Regions from separate parts of the Homo sapiens genome. Here region 1 is linked to region 2. Evidence: chromatin loops called from intact Hi-C (ENCODE). Cell type or tissue: HCT116. All regions are shown on one strand. Each heading gives the region's core, and the rest is flanking DNA. Links, peaks and the distances in the headings are about the cores only. Region 1 overlaps NGEF (neuronal guanine nucleotide exchange factor). Region 2 has its middle 3.8 kb from the start of NEU2.

Region 1 (2,800 bases), core at 152-2,651, 130 kb after region 2:
GGTGGACGTGGCCATTACCTAAAACGTCAGCTAGGCGTTAGAAAGCAAATACCAATACCTGTTTTAACAAAGTAGCAAAGTAGGCAGGTAGCATTTTTTTAAATTTATCTTTTGGTTAAAAAATGTATGCACCTGACAGGAAGTTCAAAAGGTGCAAAAGGACTCTCAGTGAAAGTCTTTCTCCCACTCCTGTCCTGGGCCACCCAGTTCCCTCGTCAGACACATATTCAGGTGTGTGTGTGTGTGTGTGTGTGTGCCCTCATGTCACACAAATGTAAACTAGTATTAAAATACTGACCATATCTTTCCATCTCCATCCAAATAGAGCACCCTCATTTTTGCAGTTTTCTGGGCTCCACTGTTTAGATGTTCCATAATGTATTTAACCTGTCCCTGTTGATGGATATTTGCAGTTGGAAATACCGGGTACTGAGAGTGTTCATTGCAGCATTATTTATACTCATGGAAGATTGAACATCTACACAGTGGAATGCTAAGGGAATTGCTAAGTGGGATTGTTGGGTGAAAGGTTAAATGTTCTTTAAATTTTGAGAGGGTATCGCCTAATTGCCTTCACACACTAGCCACATATGAGTGTGCTGGTCCCCTGCCACTAATGTGGTGCCTTACCCAGCTATTTTCTCTTTACCCAGTGTGCTAGATTAAACATTTTTTGTTTTGTTTTGTTTTTGTTTTGTTTTAAGACAGTCTCACTCTGTCACTTATGCTGGAGTGCAGTGGCGCGATCTCAGCTCACTGCAACCTCCACCTCCCAGGTTCAAGTGATTCTTCCACCTGAGCCTCCCAAGTAGCTGGGATTACAGACACCGGCCACCATGCCTGGCTAATCTTTTGTATTTTTAGTAGAGACGGGGTTTCACCATGTTGGCCATCGAACTCCTGGCCTCAGGTGATCCACCCGCCTGGGCCTCCCAAAGTATTGGGATTACAGGTGTGAGCCACCGCACCCGGCCTCGTTGTGGTTTTAACATAACATTTCTCTTGCCATGAGGCAGGCTGAACATGTTCTCAAGCATGTGTCTTTTTAAATTTACACACACTTATTTTAGCATGTAAACATTTTTGCGAATGATTTTATTAACAGGTCATCTTGAGAAAACGTAGTAATTGGCATTTGTGATGTGTGTGAGTGCCGAGGCTTGGGTTTGGGCCCCCAGCGCCTGCATCCCATGGCTGCGTTGAATATGTGACTCCCCTCGTCCCTTAGCAACCCAAGGGGTTAGCTGTCACTCCCCCATCAGACAGCCAAGCCCCCACTCCCCACGCTGCTCACGGGACCTGCTCAGTCCGGCCTCGAATTCACTAAAGACTGCGCTGCAGCGGGCTGGGCTCGGGCTCTGGCTCTGGAGTCCGACTTCATCATCATTGTCTGCAGAAGGAGGATAGCCTTTGAGGGGTTTCTTCTTAACTGGAAGCCTTTTAAAGTCACTTCCGTGCATCCTGATGCCTGCAGTGTAAATGACTGCACCAGCAGCAGGCACCGAGGCAACTTTGTGACCTTGCTGTTGAGTCATCCTGGGGAACAGAGGATGTGAATCACCCCAGGGCGGCTGCAGCAAGAGGACTCTGTGGGGCAGGAGCAGAGAGTGGAGAGCTTGGGAGCGCCCTGCGCCCCTGGCTCTGGCTCTGGCCCCAGCTGCTAGAGGAGAGAGAGGAGTGGGCCATGGTGATCCCCGTACCACACACACCCCAGCCACTGCCCTGCCGAGGACAGACTGAGGCCGGGTCTTCAGCGGCCCAGGTGGCCCTGATAGCTCCCAGCAGCATACTGGAGACACGGAGCCTGGATGGTAGGGCCTGTGCTGAGGTGTCACGGCGACGTCCCCACAGCCTCTAAGGGAGTCCCGGAAGGACGCCTTAGACCCTTGGCATTCTGCCTGGCCTTCTCTTCATCCCCTCCCTCCCTCCAGGCAAAAGCCAGTGAACTAAGTTGGGCTCCAGGCCAGTGCCCTGATGCCCAGGACTGGGGGTGACCTGTGTGGGGAGGGCCTGGCACACGGGTGGATGGGAAGGGACCTCGCAGAACCCTTGTGGGGAAGGGGCTACGTTTTGTTTCCTGGCCGTGAGGAAGGTGGAGGGCAGCCAGTGAGCCCGCCCTTCAGTCCACGGTCTGCTGGCCTTTGGCTCCGACCCCCGCAGATGTCACCCTGGTGACGCAGCTGCAACAACGCATCGAAGGTCACAGCATCAGAGACAGCAGTGATTTGTTAACACAGGGGTCGGGAGAAGCCAAAAAAACAACCCAAATCAGGCTGGAATGCACGGCCCAGAGGTCCACGGCGAACCCTGGATCATAAGGAGACCGTGTAGGTAAAGAGCGGGGAGGAGAAATCGCGCAGCCTCGAGCTTTGCTGAGGGTGGGGAACGCAGGGTTGATCCGAGTGCGGAGGCAGGAGTGGGACTCCGAGGACAGACACTGTAGTCCCGGCCGGCCAGGCAGCATGGCCCATGTTTGACCGTGAACTGCAGGACAAGCTGAACTGCCTTAAGTAACAGGGAATTGGGGCCCGCGGGCTGCGTAAAAGCCCGTCGCTCTTTGGGTGTTAGAGCTGGTAAAGCTTCCGCCTTTCTCCATCAGGAGCAGGTTGGCTTCCTGCAGACTTTTCTTGGTGTCCTGGTTCCTCTTTTGTGACCTCTTGCTGATGGGTCTCTTTTGTTTTTCAAATGTGTGACTTGAACAGGGTGGTGTAGGCGGCCCTAACTCCGGGACCTGGCTGATCTGAGGCCGCCGGACGTCACCACCCCAGAGCAGCCCCGTGGCCCGCGCTGCCTGAGAGGG
Region 2 (2,800 bases), core at 59-2,558:
ATCCCAGCAGTGGGAGAGGCAGAGGCAGGTGGATTGCTAGAGTCCAGAAGTTCCAGACCAGCCTGGGCAACATGGCAAAACCCCATCTCTACAAAAAATACAAACATTAGCCAGTCATGGTGACACATGTCTGTAGTTCCAGCTACTCGGGAGGCTGAGGTGGAAGGATTGCTTGAGCCTGAGAGGTGAAGGTTGCAGTCAGCTGAGATAGCACAACTGCACTCCAGCCTGGGCAACAGAGTGAGACCCTGTCTCGAAACAAAAAATAAAATAAAATAGAGATATAATTCACATATTATAAAATGTACCTTTTAGAAGTGTATGATTCAGGCTGGGTGCAGCGGCTCACGCCTGGAATCCCAGCACTTTGGGAGGCCGAGGCGGGTGGATCACCTAAGCTCAGGAGTTTGAGAAGTGTATGATTCAGTGGTTTTTTTAGTATTTTCATAAAGTTATACAGCCATCACCACTATCCAATTCCAGAATATTTTCACCACCCCAAAAGAAATCCCATACCTGTGAGCAATCACTCCCCTGTCAATGAAAACAGTCAAACTCTGTAAAATATTTGAAGAGATTTATACTATACTATACTATACTATTTATATATTTGGCTATAAAAGAGATTTATAGCCAAGTATGAGTAACAAATGGCTCGTGACACAGCCCCAGGAGATCCTATGTGCCCAACGTGGTCAGAGTACAGCTTGGTTTTATACATTTTAGGGAGACTTAAGACATAAATCAATACATGTAGGATGTACATTGGTTCCGTCTGGAAAGGCGGGACAACTTGAGGTGGGAGTAGGGAAGGCAGTTTCCAGATCATAGGTAGATTCCAAAAATTTTCTGATTGGCAGTTGGTCAAAAGAGTTTATCTAAAGACCTGGAATCAGTAGAAAGGAATGTCGGGTTAAGATGAGCGGTTAGCTGGGCGCAGTGGCTCATGCCTGTAATCCCAGCACTATGGGAGGCTGAGATAGGCGGATCACGAGGTCAGGAGATCGAGACCATCCTGGCTAAAACGGTGAAACCCCGTCTCTACTAAAAATACAAAAATTAGGTGGGTGTGGTGGTGGGCGCCTGTAGTCCCAGCTACTCGGGAGGCTGAGGCAGGAGAATGGCATGAACCCGGGAGGCGGAGCTTGCAGTGAGCCGAGATTGCGCCACTGCACTCCAGCCTGGGCGACCGAGGGAGACTCCGTCTCAAAAAAAAAAGATGAGCTGTTGTGGAGACCAAGGTCTCATCACGCAGAGGCCGCCAGGTGGCAGGCTTCAGAGCTCTTCGCAGACCTAAAAAGATGCCAGAGTCTTAGTTAATTCTCTCCTGGATCAGGAAAAGGCCTGGAAAGGGAAGGGGATTCTCTACAGAATGCAGATGTTTCCTCACAAGAGACAGCTTTGCAGGGCCATTTCAAAATAAGTCAAAGAAATACATTTGGGGGTAAAATACTTTAATTTCATTCAGGACCTGCTATCTGTCCTGATGCTATACTAGAGTTAGTTTGGAATTTGGTGTCTTATTGCTACAAAAAGTCTGTTTCATCAGCCTTAAGATCTGTTTTAGTCAGGTGCGGTGGCTCACGCCTGTAATCCCAACACTTTGGGAGGCCGAGGCAGGTGGATCATCTGAGGTCAGGAGTTCAAGACCAGACTGGACAACATGAAAGAATCCCTGTCTCTACTAAAAATACAAAAATTACTCAGGCATGGTGGCACATGCCTGTAATCCCAGCTACTTGGGAGGCTGAGGCAGGAGAATTGCTTGAACCTGGGAGGCGGAGGTTGCAGTGAGCACTCCAGCCTGGGTGATAGAGCGAGACTCCGCCTCAAAAAAAAAAAAAAAGATTTGTTTTAATGTTAATGCTGGTCAGCTGTATCTGAATTCCAAAAGGAGGAAGGTGGGAGACACGTCTGACCTCTGACCCCCACTCCCCATCATGGTCTGAACTAGTTTTTCAGGTTAACTTGGGAATGCCCTTAGCTGAGGAAGGGTCCACTCAGTTGGCTGAGGGGGCTTAGCATTTTACTTCTGATTTACACTCCATTACCCAGTCCCCTCAGCGCCTGGCAACCACTCATCTATGTCCTGTCTCTCTGGATTTGCCTATTCTGGCCATTTCATGTAAATGCAGTCATATGCTATGCGGCCCGTGGACTGGCATCTTCCACCAAGCACCATGTTTCCAAGATTCGTGCAGGTTGTAGCATGGGTCAGTACCTCATTCCTTTTCATGGCTCAGTAATATTTGATTGTATGGCTACACCACAGCTATGGTTTGAATGCTTGTATCCTCTTCAAAATTCATGTCAAAACTTAATTCCCAAAGCAATAGTATTAAGAGGTAGGACCAGGCCGTGAGGATGGAAGAGACTAGAACCTTTATGAAAGAATTTGGGGAAGTGGTTTGTCCCCCTCCACCATGTGAGGACACAGTGTTCATCCCCTCCAGGGGATGCAGCAACAAGGCACTGTTAGATATGAGTTCTAAATTTCTTTTCAAAGAATTAATATGTCAGTATGTTCAATTCTTTGCCTTCTACTTTTAAACTTAACTTCCTCATAAAGCAACCTTTTTCGATTACCTTTCCACCCTGACTCATTCCGATTATTCCGATTACCTGCTACCTGCTCTGCCCTGATTCCCGCCAAATCACTTATCCCATCATTCCCTTTAAATTGGCCAATAGGAATTAGTTTAGCCTGTGCGGTCCAACCCTACCCAATAGGGGAACGACACAGCAGTAGGGGCCACGTGAGTCAGGGATAAGAACCCCTTCCCCTCCCTTGTCCAAGTGA

The links. Peaks named below come from ENCODE experiments on the same cell type or tissue, not always from the same donor. Only the 100,000 strongest peaks of a DNase experiment are listed, where the experiment ranks them.
Region 1: a loop joins it to region 2, with 3 times the contacts of the local background. A loop is called at or near these places in 2 of 110 quality-filtered maps.

Annotation. Positions count from the first base shown.
Region 1 is chr2:232,900,893-232,903,692 of GRCh38, reverse strand. The region is part of intron 5 of NGEF (neuronal guanine nucleotide exchange factor); the gene reads left to right. Among named protein-coding and RNA genes, the nearest start is that of SNORC, 32 kb to the right of the region's middle. RefSeq lists enhancers at 954-2,153, 2,035-2,658, 2,659-2,800. In HCT116, for the core only: no CTCF peak of the experiment used is centred there; a DNase peak (open chromatin) is centred at 1,532; H3K4me3 peaks cover 1,120 bases; H3K27ac peaks cover 1,826 bases.
Region 2 is chr2:233,027,518-233,030,317 of GRCh38, reverse strand. No RefSeq gene overlaps it. Among named protein-coding and RNA genes, the nearest start is that of NEU2, 3.8 kb to the left of the region's middle. In HCT116, for the core only: a CTCF peak has its summit at 1,283 (motif pointing right); a DNase peak (open chromatin) is centred at 1,277.